Linked DNA regions of Homo sapiens: region 2 is linked to region 1. Evidence: chromatin loops called from intact Hi-C (ENCODE). Cell type or tissue: dorsolateral prefrontal cortex. All regions are shown on one strand. Each heading gives the region's core, and the rest is flanking DNA. Links, peaks and the distances in the headings are about the cores only.

Evidence for each region. Hi-C counts contacts between places; a loop is a spot of excess contacts. Peaks named below come from ENCODE experiments on the same cell type or tissue, not always from the same donor. Only the 100,000 strongest peaks of a DNase experiment are listed, where the experiment ranks them.
Region 2: a loop joins it to region 1, with 8 times the contacts of the local background. A loop is called at or near these places in 5 of 110 quality-filtered maps.

The regions. Positions count from the first base shown.
Region 1 is chr3:6,782,443-6,790,792 of GRCh38, reverse strand. All of the region lies in intron 2 of GRM7-AS3 (GRM7 antisense RNA 3), which reads left to right. It overlaps LOC105376943 (a long non-coding RNA gene), which reads right to left. Exons shown (of 3, transcript XR_940580.3): 3 at 6,538-8,002. Among named protein-coding and RNA genes, the nearest start is that of GRM7-AS3, 19 kb to the left of the region's middle. In dorsolateral prefrontal cortex, for the core only: no CTCF peak of the experiment used is centred there; no DNase peak of the experiment used is centred there.
Region 2 is chr3:5,783,888-5,792,237 of GRCh38, reverse strand. No RefSeq gene overlaps it. Among named protein-coding and RNA genes, the nearest start is that of MIR4790, 540 kb to the right of the region's middle. In dorsolateral prefrontal cortex, for the core only: CTCF peaks have their summits at 3,997 and 4,203 (motif pointing right); a DNase peak (open chromatin) is centred at 4,237; H3K4me3 peaks cover 696 bases; H3K27ac peaks cover 726 bases.

The sequences.
Region 1 (8,350 bases), core at 149-8,148:
CATTCAAGTGCTCTATCTGCCAGAAAACATAGTGATCCAAATGACTATTCTGGTATATTAATGCGTGTTTAATAGGTTACATCTATAAAATGATTTATTTCAATCCAGATTCTTCTCTTATTTCTCCTTCTGTAAATTCAGACCTCAAAACAATTTTTGACCAAAATATGGCACCATGTTTGATATACTTCTCTTGGGCAGTGTGACACTTGACTATTTTGAAGTATCATGGAAATAAAATGTGGATGATGATGAAGATGATTATGACAATAGCAATTGTTATCAAAGTGAAAATGTACTTTGTCATAACATTATTAAAAGTTGACAGTTAAATGATAACTTAAATCATAGTTAAATGATATCCTAAGTCAACTGATAAGCAGGAGTGAACTTCTAACCAAGTTCTCCAATTTATAATCAGAGAATGTTGTACTTTGTCTTATATTTGCTGTTACGGTGGCAAAAATAATTTGTCTCATTTTAAACACAAAGGCCGACTGATTAAACCTACAGCTACTATTGCTAGTTTTAGTGGGACTGGTAGCTACATCAGTTACTTTCTAAAATTCTATAAATGTAATACATTAGAAAAATTTCTCTATATAATAATGTATAGAAATTAGAAAACAAAGGCAGAGACTGATGAAATTTGTATAAATATTTAGGATTTTCCTCTCTTTAGCAAACCCATTCACTTTGTGGCCATTTGATTTTGGTCAGATCTATTTTTTCACATGGTATTTAAAATTCATATCCTCTAAGAATGAAGTACATTTTTCTCATTTTCTTTTATTTATTTCCAGTGCATTTCCAGAAATCACTAACTTCTGACATTATCAGAACTTTGGATGAAATAAACACAGGTTTTTGAATGAAGTAAACATAGTCTATCACCAGTTTAAATTCTTTTCCAATACTATTCTTTCATGATTCTATAAAGATTCTACACAGAATCTTTCCAACACTATTACTCAATAAATTCTCCAGAATACTGTTAATATACTTACAAAGTGTTGAATCTTTAAATTGCTGTTCTCAATGGGTAAAACTGACTGATAAAAGCACATTTATAAATGTCAGTTGCCATATGGTTTACACTTTTGCTAATGATCAATCACAAGACTAAATCAATCATTGGACAAATACCATTATAAAACTGTGAAATGTTTACGCCAACTCTCTTCTTCTCTCCCCAAGTAACATCACTAATTTGTGCCAATATTTACGAACATTTAACCCATACTTCCTTTCCTGCTGTAAGATTCAAATTTACCAATTGCATTTAGAGTGGCTACCTATTACTTGGCCAATGTATTCTTTTCAAAAGAACATTTATTGAATCAACATATATAAAATATCTCTTTGATTTAATTAATAGGCATTGTGTATTCATTGCCAAAAATATGTTCTCAACTAAAACATACCCTATGATCATCAACTCACAGAGTTTTGCTGATCATTCATAATTGTGCAATGAACTATCTTGTAGAATAAACAACCTCCACAGTTCTTATTTTGAAAAACTTCAAAACGTTCAGACTAGTAATTACATTGAATAATAGCTTAATTTAAATTGTAAAAGACCTCTAGTGGATTGTTTATTTCATTTACACTGTGTGATATGTTTTATACAGAGAGAAGTTATACATACTCATGAATCAATGTGTACAATGGAGAATTAATACTGAAAACAAATGTATTTTATTCTACTTTTTAAAAAATTGTTGAAATGGAGCCCAGCCTTCCCACTACCACTTGTTGCAACTCCCACACTTCATATGTACACCACCTCTTTCCTTGACCCTTGAAAGACACCATGTGGTTTTCACCTGAGAATGATATAAATATGAACACTCTAATATTACATTTTGTCAGAAGGTTTTGTTTATGTATTTATTTTGTGAATTCCTGATGTATTATCAGTATGGCATCCACTTGTCTTTCTTAACTGTGAATCACTTTTCAGTTGTGAATTTGTTATCTGTAAATCACAAACTATCCTTTTGGCCTGGGCTTAAATAAAAAGCCCAAGATGCATAACTGATTGATCGCTATATTCCATCCCCTAGACTACAGAGCTTGATTCAAGAATGGACACCAACTAAAACCAGTCCAGTCTCATTAGGGTATTGCAAATTAAAACAACAATGAGATACCACTATTAGAACGGTACAATCCCAAACACTGAAAAGGACAAATGCTGGCCAGGATGTGGAGTAAGAGCAACTCATTCATTTAGATAGAAATGAAAAAAGGTATGGCCATTTTTGGAGACAGTCTTGCAGATCCTTAGGAAGCTAAACATAGTATTACCATATGATCCAGCAATTACTCTTGTTGGTACTTCTCCAAATGATTTGAAAACTTATGTCCACACAAACCTGCACACAAGCATTTCCAGTGACTTATTCGTAATTGCCCAAACTCGGAAGCATTCAGGATATCCTTCGATAGGTGAATGAGAAAACAAACTGTGGTATATCCATGCAACACAATAACACCCAGTGATAAAAACAAGTGAGCAAGCCCTCAAGCCACACGGAAAGGAACTTTAAGTACATATTGCTAGGTGAAAGAAGCCAATCTGTGAAGATGAAACATTGTATGATTCCAACTATATGACATTCAGGAAAAAGGAAAACTCGAGAGACAGTAAAAATATCACTAGTGGCCAGGAGTTTGGCAGGAGGGAGGAAATGCTGAATAGGTGGAGGACAGAAATTTTAGAACAGTATTCTGTACGATACTGTAATGGTGAATAAATGACATTACATATTTGTCAAAACACTTACAAACTCTACAACACAGAAGGTGAACTCTAATATAAACTATGGACTTTAGTTTATAATGCTATATCAATACTGGTTCATCAGCTGTAATAAACGTACCACATCAATGCAAGATGTTAATAGGGAAAACTGTGTATGGAGGGGTTGAGAATCTTTGGGAACTGTCAGTATTCACTGCTCAATTTTTTGATAAACCTAAAAGGGCTCTAAAAAATAAAGTCTATTAATTAAAAAACAACTGGTCAAATGAATCATAGTTACAAAAATTCTGTAGGTATTACTTGGAAAGAAAATCACAGGAAAGACTTCTTAGGGACTATCACGTGAAGAAAGCCTGCCCATAAATAAAGCCAATATCAGTTAAATTGAGGTGAATAACAGGAAAAGAGTGAGAAAGAGAGATAGAATCTTGCATATTCTCTTCCCTCTGAAGGCAAGCTGTGCTTGAATCCAGAGCCACCTCTAAGTCTTTCAATCTATGTCTACCTCTAAGCCAATAGAGCCTCTTTAGGTCAGAATGAGTTGGGTTTTCTGCAACCAAAGGATCCTGAATAATACAGTTCCGTAGGTACAGATAAATACTGCAGTGCTAATTTTATTTTTTTTAATAATTTATTTAATTTCTAAGTTGATGGAGATGGAGTGCTAGTTTTAAATTATCAGTTAGAAACACAGCTCATTTCTAGAGTGGAGAAGGGAACATTTCCAAATAATGTTGATAATAGACCCCAAGAAATTCAGTTAAAGACAATGAAACAGCTTTTGTTTAAGTAGTGTTATTAGCACTGGCTATGAAAGAGTTCTAGATAGTTAATGGAATTCCCGCAGTGGCTGCTGTGGAACAAGTGAAGTCAACATGTGGGTATTGACAATGAGCAGGAAAGGCTCCCAAAGTCAGCATTCATAGCTTCTCTATTTCATTTACTGGGCATCTCTGTAAGTATTTCTTTGAACAAAGGAATGTTCAGTCAAGACAAAGTTTGAGAGACACTATATTTGGAACATGGGTAACTACCAAGTTCAGGTCTTGCTCAGTCCTAGACCTCCAAGAGAACCATGGAGCAGGAACTGAAACCCATAAATGATAACCTGGCAATTGAATTTAGTGGGCATTTATTATTACAACAGATCAATTGGCTGCATCAGGATAACCAGCCAACTTTCTCAGAAGAAACAATAAGCCTCTGCAGGGGTGGAGAGAGATTAGCACCTTGGAAGATCCATTCTGATGTCTTAACACAATAGCAAATGGGAGAAGACATCTACACAGAAGTGGGATGAGAGCATGGACAGAGTGACACTGATCTCAATGTGTACCTTATAGACTGGGGTTCTGTTTTTATGAAGAATCTCTCAAGATGGTCTTTCCAAATTGCTGCTTCTGTGTAATACCTTGTATTCCATAACACTTCCTGGAATAAAGGAATGGATGAATGGTGCCCCCTGGAGTTATTCAATCCAGTGACCCTGCTGCTGTCACACTAACATGAGTACTTCAGTCCCCATATTACCAGCTATTTCAGGTGGGCATTTATGTCTCAATGCCATGATGTTAAAATGACTTCCTGCCAAAGTCATGCTCCCAATCATCTTGGGTCCCCTCGGAATCCAAGATTATCTTCCAGTCTAGTTTCAAGTCCTTATTTCCCACCCCAGGTTTTCTCAAGGCAATTTCTAAAAAGTTCAATTTAATTTAGTTTTTATATTAAGTTTCATTCCTGATCACCAAAACCCTTGCTTTGGGAGAAACATTTATGTGTCTATTGAAAGACTTGCATACAGCTATAGTAATGTAATAATGATGATGACAAACACTATAAAAATAATCATTTATTGTTGTACCACACTGTACTTCTTAAAGATTTTGAAATACATCATCCCATTCTAGGAGCTTCTAATTTCTAAATGAAATGTTGACTGACTTTTCTAAGGTGTCCAGAGGATTCCTCCTCCAAATAACTGTCTATTTATCAGGTACAATTGGCAATTCTGCCAACTGGGATTCCTGCTGCTAATGTGGTTTCCCACATTGCTGTGTAGGAAGTAATCGTGACATCAGCTTCTGAACCAGCCATGGAAATAGCAGATCTCACACACACCCACTCTCTGCAAATCATCATGGACAGTTTTCCTCTTTCATGTTTGTAAAAGGGGGAGCAGATGATTTGTGTTACTTGAGGGGGTGGAGATAAAAATTCTCCAGCTATTTCTTGCACATCACAGCCACGGAAAAGATTTCAAGAAAGATTTGAAGCAGAAATGAATAATTTTGAACTCAGCTCCTGCCCCTACTGCTCTCTCAGGAAGGGTGCATAATAATGTTTTTTTCTTTTCATCTCAGAATGCTGGCAAATGTGTCAGGGAATGAGGATTAATTCATTTCAGAAAAAATCTTTTTAGTCATAAGAAACATGGAAAGCAATTTTTATGAGCATTCTGAATGATTTTTTTGATGTCAATAGTATTGAAGATTAAAAAAATTGCAAATTGAAGCTCTACTTCCTTTCTAATTAGTGATGTTTAAAGGCCAATGTAGTTTTTAGAGCAGCATCTGTACTTTGATAAATGACATCCTTCAAAGAATAGTTTCTGATAGATTGAACTATACAGTAATTTTGTTACAGAATTTCTTTCTTACCAACACTTTTATGTGATCATGAACATGCTTCTTCACCATTATGTCTAAAAAATAATCCACATCATAGCTCATTTTTCATCTGTAAGATTTTTGGCTTTCGAGGTACTTATTTGAAAGCTAAATGAGGTCTTACAGAAGACTCAAAAGAAACAGTTCTGCCTGTTAATATCTACACACATAAACTTCATGACATCACATATAAGTTCAAACACATTTTTCTTTACAGACTCTAATATTTTTACTGTTACATGGAAACAATGTCATGTTATATTTATAGGAAAATGCCTAGACATGGTCAGAGGCTCCTGTTGTGATTAAATGAGACATAAGACTGCTACTTTATGAAAGGGGGATGTGGTCGGGACAATGTCAAACAAATCAGAACCAATCATGGGGCAGCAAGATGGGTATTTTTTAAGACTTTATTTTTTAGAGCAATTTTAGGTTCAGAGTAAAATTGAGATAAAGGTACAGAGATTTCCTGTATATCCTCTGCCACTACACTTGCATACCCTCCCCCACTATCAACACCACCCTGCCCAGAGTGGTGCCTTTGTTATAATTAATAAACCTACGTTGATAACATCATTATCACCAGAGTCCGTAGTTTATACTAGGGTTCACCCTTGGCGTTGTACATTCTATGAGTTTGGACAAATGTATAATTACATAAATTCACTGCTGTAGTATTATACAGAGTAGTTTCATTGCCCTAAAAATCCTCAGTGCTCCACCTATTTATCCCTCCTCCCCAAAACCCTTGGCAACTACTGATCTTTTTGCCAACTCCATAATTTCGTTGGTTATTTCTTTTGACCAGCTAAAGTGGTTTCACCATGTGAAGGGTAAAGCCAGCTAGCTTCCAGTGGACTTGACTCACCAGTTTTCAAATTACAAAATTCTAACTATATTTTTGCTTGAGAGATTTTTTTATTCAAATGTTATATATAAAGTAAAAGTATTTTGATATATTTAAGTTGCTCTCTATTTTAAATTCGCGTGGTTCCATTTATAAAAATGTGGCTCCACTGGTGCCCAACACATGGAAGATTCTCTCACAGGATAAATCTGACCTTTTGCTGTAGCTGTCCCCATTCATGTTCTGTGACACTCATCTCTTTGCCCACTTCATGAAAGAGAAGTAAAGACTGTTTTACTAGAACAAATTATCTATATTGTCCTTGCCCCCTACTAAGTAATATTTAATTTATCCTTCTGGCATTTGGTCTACCATGTGAGATCCAAACAGAAGAGATTCCAAATTTTTATTCCTGTGTTTCTAAACAGAGAACACAGAAGCACATTCCATCTATAAGAGCGACTCTTTATAGTTCCTATTTCACACTGCTGTATCAAAGAATGACTTTAGTTCTACGCATTCAGAATGCATCTTAAACAGGCATAAAGAATAATGTAATTGTACGTTTAAAAATAACTACAAGAGTATGACTGGATTGTTTGTAACACAAAGGATAAATGCTTGAGGTGATGGATACTCCATTTACCCTGATGTGATTATTACACACTGTATGCCTTTATTGAAATATCCCATATACCCCATAAACATAAACACTTACTATGTACCCACAAAAAATAAAAATTAAAAATAAATAAAACAAGTGTAAAGAATGATTGAACACTAAGACATTTTGCTCTGGCGTGTTTTGTTCGTTTGTTTTTTGTTTTTTTCCAGAGATAGGGCCTTGCTCTGATGCCTAGGCTGGAGCGCAGTGGCACAATCACAGCTCACTGAAGCCTTGAACCCTGGGCTCAGGCAATCCTTCTGCCTCAGCCTCCTGAGTCCTTTGAAATACTTTTGAGCTAGCAAGAAAGAACTTTGGAGTTTACATAATGTAGGACTACATGCACGAGCCACCATGCCCAGCTAACGTTTTTAGAGACACGGTTTCCATCTCCTGGCCTCAAGTAATCCTCCCACCTTGGCCTCCAGAGTCCTTTGGAGTATTTTTGAACTAGTGACAAAGTACTTTAGAGATTACATAATCTAGTCCATTCTGTTTTATAATGGAAGATCCTTAGTCTCAAGGGAGTAAACTTAATTGTCCCACCCAAATTTCTAATCATATAAGTGACAGTCCAGTCTACCGAATCCTTAAGTCCACACAGTTCACAACATAAGTATAATTTTGCCTACTTGTTTATTAACTTATCATCCCCATATGATATTCAATAAGAGTTACAGTAGACGAAGGACAGACTTGTTTCCAATTCTTTTGGTCCAGATCTTCTGATCTGGAATAAGATCACCTGGGTTTGTAACCTAGCTCTGCCACTTACTAGCTGAACAGGTTACTTAAACTTATCATGTATCTTTTTCCGTATCTTTAAAATGGAAAATTTAGTACCAACCTCTTAGGGGTGTATGTTGAAATGCATAGCAGAGAGAGTGTTTAATAAATTTTAGCCACGACAGTGATTAGTATTAGCATTATCCGGCCAATCTGTTTCTAAATAAACAGGCCATAGTAGAATTTTCATCAGATCTTTTCTGTGTTGTATGCAACCTGCTGGTCTTCATTTCTTCCCTTTACTTCTCTGGAACAAAAAATGTAATCTGAAAAAAATTATAACAAACATCTAAATTGCATGGTCCTAAGCAATATATCTTCTACGGGATGTGTATGGGAATCCTATCGCGTACTATCCAAAAAAATTCATGCAAGAGAATTAAGTATCTAATAAAATAAAAGAAACATACCTAAAAAGAAATGACCAGAATATTTCTCTCTTGACTTGATACTGATTTTTGTCAAATGGTTTATGAGTTCTCTAGGAAACTTCTTGCAAATTTTGTATTGATGACTATGACATTCAGTCTCCAGTGGAAATACTACATAAACACTACTACAAGAAATGACAAAGCCATTGTTTATTGTTCTAAAAAGTATCGTTTTAGAACCCT
Region 2 (8,350 bases), core at 187-8,186, 1.0 Mb after region 1:
CTGAGGGAAGGTATATCGTGAGCAACCATGGAGAGACACACATGGTGAGGGACTTAAGCTTCCTGCCAGCCACCACATGCGTGAGCTTGGAAGTGCATAATCTAATCCTAGTCAAGTTTTCAGAAACTGCAGCCCTGGCCTACAGCTTGATTACATTCTCAAAATAATCTCTGAATCAAAACCACTCAGCTAAGCTATGCCCAGTTTCGTGACCCTCAGAAACTGAATGATAATAGATGTTCGTTGTTTTAAGCTGGTAAGTTTGGGCATAATTTTTATATACCAATAAATAACTAATATGTGATTATTTAATATTCTCCCATCGAGTTCAAAGAAGGTAGAAACTGATCCTTATTATGTTCACCAGTCATATACCCAATGCCTACTGCAGTGTCTGACATATGGTAGACACTCAGTAGATATTTGTTTAAAGAATGAAAAATAATGAATGGATGACTCAACCCAAATGACCTACTGGAAAGGATGAGTAAATCTTTCCTCATTGCATGCCTAACTTTGCATTGAATGGAGAGGTCAGTTGGCAGCAAGCTCTGTTAACATAACCTCAAGTGTAAACTACACTTTATCCACAAGCACCTCAGGGAAGAAAAATCAGTACTCATATTTTCAGTTAATAGATCATGCAATTTGACAACAGAAAAATAATAAATTTCAATGTTTTTACATGGAAAAGAGAATGAGAAAGAGGAATTTTTGCACCCAACACAGAGCCATTCCTATATAAAAACTGAAGTTCCTGCCAGCCATCAGAAGGCTGAAACAAATGAAAAGCACAAGGTGAAAGTGAGGGAGAAATTTATTTGGAAGAAATATACTTCCTGTCCATCACTGTGACTGACAGATTTCTCATGAAAATAGCTCAAATCCAACTGATGCATTTTTACTCTCTTACTGCACAGATAATTTTAAATGATTTCCCAGGTCCAGGAATGATAGTTTAATGGACCACAAAGAAAAAAAAAATGTGGTAAGATTTAATAAAATAAAACCCAGAAAGCAAAGACTTTAGCATGAACTTGACATTGAGCCATTAGAAAAAGATGCCAAAGTTAGACACTGAAACATGATCACTTACTTTCCCTTGAAGAATGGTGTTTCTAGTTCAACAACGAAAGTCACAAACACTTAAACCACCTTTTCATCCAAGCAAGCAATAGATCTCTCCTGGCCTCTTCCATTGGACCAACTAACTCCCAGAACAGGTCTCAAACCAATGGAGAGGGAGAGCATACAATATGTGGATGAAGAAAGCACAGAAAGGCATAAAACTTGAAGTTAGGAACATCTGAGCAAAATCACTGAGAGATGATGAATGTAGTGTTGGGACAGCAAGCTCGAACATATCCAAAGATTGTCAAATGGTAGAATGACTAGTACTTACGGGCAATGGTTGTGCTTTCCCTGCACAGACACTGATTTGACACTCAGATTTTCATAGACTAAAATTTTTGCTGTGCAGAGGCCCAAAGACTGGCAGCCAGATATATATGTTCCTCTCTGCCCCAAGTTGCTATATTCCCATTGCATGTCAATAGGAAAAATCAAGATGGGACAAGATTTGAAGCATAGAACGTAAGAGAAAGGGTCTTACATCTTATTTACTTTTGCATCCACATTTTTAGAGGAAAAACACTGAGACACCCATTGCCAGTTCCCCAATGTTATTTCTCCAGTTCCCATTCTAATGACTGCCTATATCATTTGACTCCTCCTTTCTAATTTGAAGGAAAGTAGAGATAGCTTTTGAAAAGTATAAGAAGTCCAGCTGAAGAATTCAGACACAGACCAGTGCGGAACTGAAAGCATTGACGATTTTTAACAAGGATGTCTCAGCAATGGAGTAGGATTGTTTAGAAAGCAATATGTAAGGTGGGCTAAAGAAATGTTTAAAAAGATGAATAGAGCAGTTAATCCTTGGGGGAAAGGGAAAGTAAGCCACAAAAATTAACTTGGGGCCATTTAAGTTATTGAAAGGATTTTTAGTAGGTCGTAGAGTCCAACAGAATGTCAGAACCAAGCTTTGGAAAGGCTCTGACGCAAGGCAGTTCAGGAAAATCAGGTACACTGGACACTCCCTTCGCAGTCAGCCAGTAGGAAGAATCAAGATCAATTATCTTCTTTCTTTGAGTTACTCTTCAGGGATCAAACTCCGAACAGAGCTTGGTTTGCATGTTTACTCCTTGTCCAGGAGAGGGAGGGCACCCTGACTGACAGTCCTCTCAAAACGTAAAGTGTTTCCCCCTTAACATTAAAAAGGAGATTGGATACTGGGCAGACAAACAAACAGCTGTCCAAATGAGAACCAGCAAAGTAACTCTTTTCTTAACTCACTCCAGAAAGGATAGAAAATTTCTGAGGGTAGAAACCAGGTGCAGGGTTACTGTCCAGCATGATTCCTGCTGTCCAGTCTTGATGCACCTATTGATAGCAAACATCATCCTTAGCATTAGGTGCAAGGAAAGTATTTTATTTTCTCCTAAATCCCCACTTCATATGATTATATTACATTTATATGAACAGTCAAGTAATATGTATCCTGGTCCTCTTGTCTAGTGCTGTCACCTGGGCAGACCCCTGCCAACCATCTCTGTTCCAAGACATTTCACTGTCCTGCTCAGCAGGGACACATAGTTTCTGTGCATTTCACTTGTCATCCCAGTGGCCATGACCAAAAAGAATGATCCTTTCATTTTCTCTTTTATTTTTTAAATTTTCTCCAGGTGATGGGATGGGACACTAGTGAGCATGCGAACCTATCAGGAATGAGCCTGCCCAGCGAATGAGACAGCAGAGGAACTCTGCAGAGATGTTACTTGGCCTTGTTTCCCTTTCATCTTCTGTTTTCTTTAAGAACAAGCTGGTTTGTGTAGTCCCAGCTACTCAGGAGGCTGAGGCAGGAGAATGGCGTGAACCCGGGAGGCGGAGCTGGCGGTGAGCCGAGATCGCGCCACTGCACTCCAGCCTGGGCGACAGAGTGAGACTCCGTCTCAAAAATAAATAAATTAATTAAAAAAAAAAAAAAGAACAAGCTGGTTTGTGGTAGAGACAAGAGAAAATGCTAAAAAACACCTTTCCCCTCATTCATGGAAGAGACATCATCCCTGTATGAGAGAAGGAACAAAGGTCCTCAAACAAAGCCAACATTTATTCCTGTGCATTTATTCCTGTGCATTTATTCCTGTGCATTTATTCCTGTGCATTTATTCCTGTGCATTTATTCCTGTGCATTTATTCCTGTGCATTTATTCCTGTGCATTTATTCCTGTGCATTTATTCCTGTGCATTTATTCCTGTGCATTCCCTGGAAAATGATCTCAAAAGATCAGGGGAAAACAAACTAACGTTTTGTCTCGACTGACTATTGTAAGAAGAGATTTCGTACCAAAGTTTTCTTAGTATCTAAAAAGGTGTGTGTAAAAAAAAATGAATAAATAAATAAATACGCTATTTGTGTGAAAATAGAATAAAGGAAAGAGAACAAGGTTTAGGTAAACCTTCTCTTTTTTTTTTTTTGTTTTTTTTTCTTCCAGAGAAAGAGAGACACCCTGTGGATTTCAGAAGAACCCAACATAGCTCAATTACTTCAATTTTCTAAAAAGAAAAAATATTATTGCTTAAGGAGATTGTAGCAAAATAAAGCACAAAGATAGATAAAGAGGACGTTAAAGTGTCCAGCACTGACAAACAAAAATCTATAGTTTCATGGTTTTGAGTAGAAATTCCTCAAAGACAATTTTCCTTTACTAGGTAGCAAAATGACAGAGAACATGAGGAATTCCTACAGTTTTATACAGTTTGAAAGACAAAGACTGGAGAAAGTCAGAATTCCAGGTAAGACCCATGTTCCCCTTCTTGATTTTGAGATGTCTCGTAGACCAACCTGGAAGCAGAGGCACAGGAAAAGATTCATCGGGAAAGTAATTCTGATTCATCAACTCCCCTTGTATCCTTGCCCTCGGGACTGGATGACAGGACCATTAGGGGACACAGTCATGTAAGTGTACTTCCAATCATTTCCCAAGGAACAGATATTTTGATTTGATTTGAATCAGCACTGTAGAGAATGGAAACTGGTTTGAATCTGATCTCATCTGACACATACATAGATGCAAGAGTACAAAGCAATTTAGTCTGGAGCTCCCTCTAGTCGTGCCTGGGAAATAACTGCAGAGGGAGGGAGGGGAGCCTGGAGCCTGGAGCCTGGAGGGGGAACTGAGCAGGCAGAGAAGAGGAACAGATTGTCTTCAATGCTGAACACGGTTGAAAATGAGCCACGTGCTTCCAGTGGAACTTGTTTTGGTATCCCATCTGCAGCTACCAGAGGCACTGAATGCTATGTGATTTAAATACTTCCCCAAAGGCCTGCAAAATAAGGGAATGTCCATATATGCTATGAGTTCCTGTCACAACCTTCAGAGGATTCATAGTATATGATGCTCTGCTAGGCTGGTCAGCTTCTCTTTTTATTCCTGCATGAGAGACTTGCTACCTAGACCTAAAAAAACAGCCTGTAAATATAAAGCAAAGACAAACAACACCCAAACATGTGAATATAAACATTCTTACACTAGAGACAAAAGTGCAACATCACAAAAACATAGGACTAGGAAAACAACCCAGTGTCTCCTTTCACAGATTTAAAAAAGGAAGCAAAGGGGACCAGAGAGCTCATGGGGCTAGCCTAACATCAGACAGCAAGAAATGAAATTCGGGCCTCTATTCTTTGTCTAATATGGTTTCCATTACAAAATGTGCCATGCCATTTGTCTTAGTCTGTTTTCTGTTGCTATGACAGAATAACACAGACTTAATAATGTATAAAGTAAAGAAGTTTATTTAGTTTACTGTTCTGGAGGCTGGAAGGTCCAACAGTGTTTCACCAGCATCTTGTGAGGGCCTTCTTGCTGTGTCATAACATAGAAGAAATCATCACATGGCCAGGGGGCAAGAGCCAGAGAGCAAGAGAGCACTTGCTCTTATAACAAAGCCACTACTTCAGTAACAAACCCACTCCAGTGATAGCAACATCAATCCATTCATGCAGGCAGAGGGATTAAGTTTCCAACACATGAACTTATGGGGGACACATTTTGTGTCCAGATACAGAAAACCATTTTCTAAATCAAATATTACACAAGGTATTCTTTAAGTTTTTTACTAAATGTGAAGAGTTACAATAAATTTTAAAAAATAAATAAAAACCGTAACAGACATACCAGAATTTATACACCCCAAGAGATCTTCTTTTTAAGTGGTTATCCCAGAAAGCCATTCTGAGGTTTGCTATGGTTCACAATTTGGGTGTGCCACTCTAGACACCATCATACAAGCCAAGACTGAGACAGACAAGAAAACCATGCTCTTTACTTTAAATCATATATGTTGCATAAATCAGAGTCCCATAAGGAAAAACATGCAATACAGATGGCTCAAATGAAAGATTTTAAGGAAAAGACAACAGAGAATTATGGCCACGGCTAAAGGAAAAAAAACGAAAGATAATGAGCTACACAAAAACTAGAAGAGCTCCCAGGGCTGAGACTGGGAAGTCACTGGGTGACCTTAACAAGGGGAGGAAATAATGTTACTAAAATCCAGTGAGGGACGCAACCATGGAGACTGTCTCCTCAGGGAAACTATAGACCTGGAAGGTCTTATAATGTCTATTAAAGCAGCATATCCCAACCTCTCTCTCCTCCTGCCTTCCAATCTTCTGCCAGTGCTTCCCATCGGAAACCAGATGGCAAGAAAGCCTGGGTGATCCCATTCACAGGGGCCTAAATCAAGGCAGAGATAGCTGCTTTAGAGGGACAAACGCAGTAACCAGGACGCATATCACTTCTGACCCAAAATGACTTGATTTTTCACCTTCTCTATGATCCCAAATTACTGCTGCTCCCCAAAATCATACCTACTCCAGTTTATAGGAAGAAAACATATGTGTGCATGTTTCTTTATAGTGGAATGATTTATAATCCTTTGGCTATATATCCAGTAATGGGATTGCTGGGTCAAATGGTATTTCTGGTTCTAGATCCTTGAGGAATGGCCACACTGTCTTCCACAATGTTTGAACTAATTCATACTTGCGCCAACAATGTAAAAGCATTTCTATTTCTCCACATCCTCTCCAGCGTCTGTTGTTTCCTGAATTTTTAATGATCACCATTCTAACTGGCATGAGATAGTATCTCATTGTGGTTTTGATTTGCATTTCTCTAATGACCAGTGATGATGAGCATTTTTTCATATGTTTGTTGGCTGCGTTAATGTCTTCTTTTGAGAAGTGTCTGTTCATATCCTTCACCCATTTTTTGATGGGGTTGTTTTTTTCTTGTAAATTTGTTTGCATTCTTTGTAGATTCTGGATATTAGCCCTTTGTCAGATGGATAGATTGCAAAAATTTTCTCCAATTCTGTAGGTTGCCTGTTCGCTCTAACGACAGTTTCTTTTGCTGTGCAGAAGCTCTTTAATTAGATCCCATTTTCATATATATTAAGCCATATCTTGCATGAAGTGAACAGAAATATTTTCCTGATGGTCACAGTTCCAAATGAATAATCTATTTTCTAGTTCTAAATGTATCAATTATAAATACTATACATAAAGTGCTTACATAATAACTATCATATAGTAAGTGCTTCGTAACAACTTTTCTACTTTTGTTTATTATTGTGAACCAATGTATTGCAGTAAATCATTTCAATGAAAATAAATTAGCACAGTCTGGTATGCACTGCCCTTCCCCCCATCTCCAACATATTTGGGCATTATCTCTGGAAGGTCATCCAATGCTGATCCGGCATCCTGGAATTAATCGGCACTGCTAGATTCTGCAATGCTGGAGAAACACATCACGTTAGACGAAGTGCTGGTCCTCATAGATAAAGTGTGCTTTGGCCATAACCCTTTTGTAATGGAACCAGTGGCAATGGAGTGTCATATAAGGAGCCCACCTTATAAAGGTATAAGAGGGGAAACACTTGATTTTGCTCCCATAAAGCATAAACTATAGCAGCAAACTTTTATAGACTACACTGCAAATGGGTATAATAAGTTCATTGTCCCATGGTATCTGCTACATAATTGTGTTCATTCCCTTTGTGTATTTTAGTAATGAGAGTATAATTGTCAGTGCTTATAATACATATAATCTCATTACTGTCACTCCCATTAGTATTCTTTCAATTCAGCCTATACACAGTGTGTTCCACTTTCCCTCTCATTGAAATACATAAACACTTTTCCTCTCCTGCATCCAGATTTCAGTCTAATTCCTAACAGTTACCATGGCTAATCACTGAGACAACACTGCCTGCCTTGTTTTTAATATGTTTAATTTACCATTTTTGACACAATGCCAAGAAGTCAGCATTGCATTCATGTTGAATTGCCATGACCACATTCTTACATTTTTACAAGGATGGTTGAGACTTCATTTGGAGCAGAAACTAATTTAGACATGCAAAGAACCACAGTCTTGACAGTGACTGTGTTTGGAGAACTCCACTGCTACACACAGCTATATCATGTCGTAGGTTTCTCATCTATCAAAGGACAGATGTTGCCCCTGTTATTCTCCTAGATGCCTTCTACTTCCAATAATTCTTTTCATATGTAAAAGACTAAAATCAGTAAAACTTATTGGACATTTTTTTTTTTTTTTGAGACGAAGTCTTGCTCCGTTGCCCAGGCTGGAGTGCAGTGGCCCTGCAGTGGCGCAATCTCAGCTCACTGCAAGCTCCGACTCCCGGGTTCATGCCATTCTCCTGCCTCAGCTCCCGAGTAGCTGGAACTACAGGCGCCTGCCACCATGCCTGGCTAATTTTTGTATTTTTAGTAGAGACGGGGTTTCACCTTGTTAGCCAGGATGGTCTCGATCTCCTGACCTCGTGATCTGCCTGCCTCGGCCTCCCAAAGTGCTGGGATTACAGGCATGATCCACCGCACCCGTCCTTTATTGGAAATGTTTAAACTTCTTTATTTTTTCAAAGTAATATATATACACAGTTTTAAAAGTCAAACAGTATTAACAGACATGTAAGAAGTAGCAAAGTTGTCTAACATTTCCCTATTAACCCCCAACTCGTCACCAGATGCAATAACTTCAAATATTCTTAATTAGTTCCTCTGAAATTTACAGATCTTAAACTTCTATGTAAATTGCTGACTTTAAATGAATTTATTTTAGGCATGGCCTTTTGACTTCCTATTTGGTAGATGAGGGTGTATCTCTCTTCTATCACCTTTCTGTGTCTCCTTCCCTAAATTCCAAATACAGTGATACTCAATTTTCACTAAGTATGAATTTTTTCATGCATATTAGAG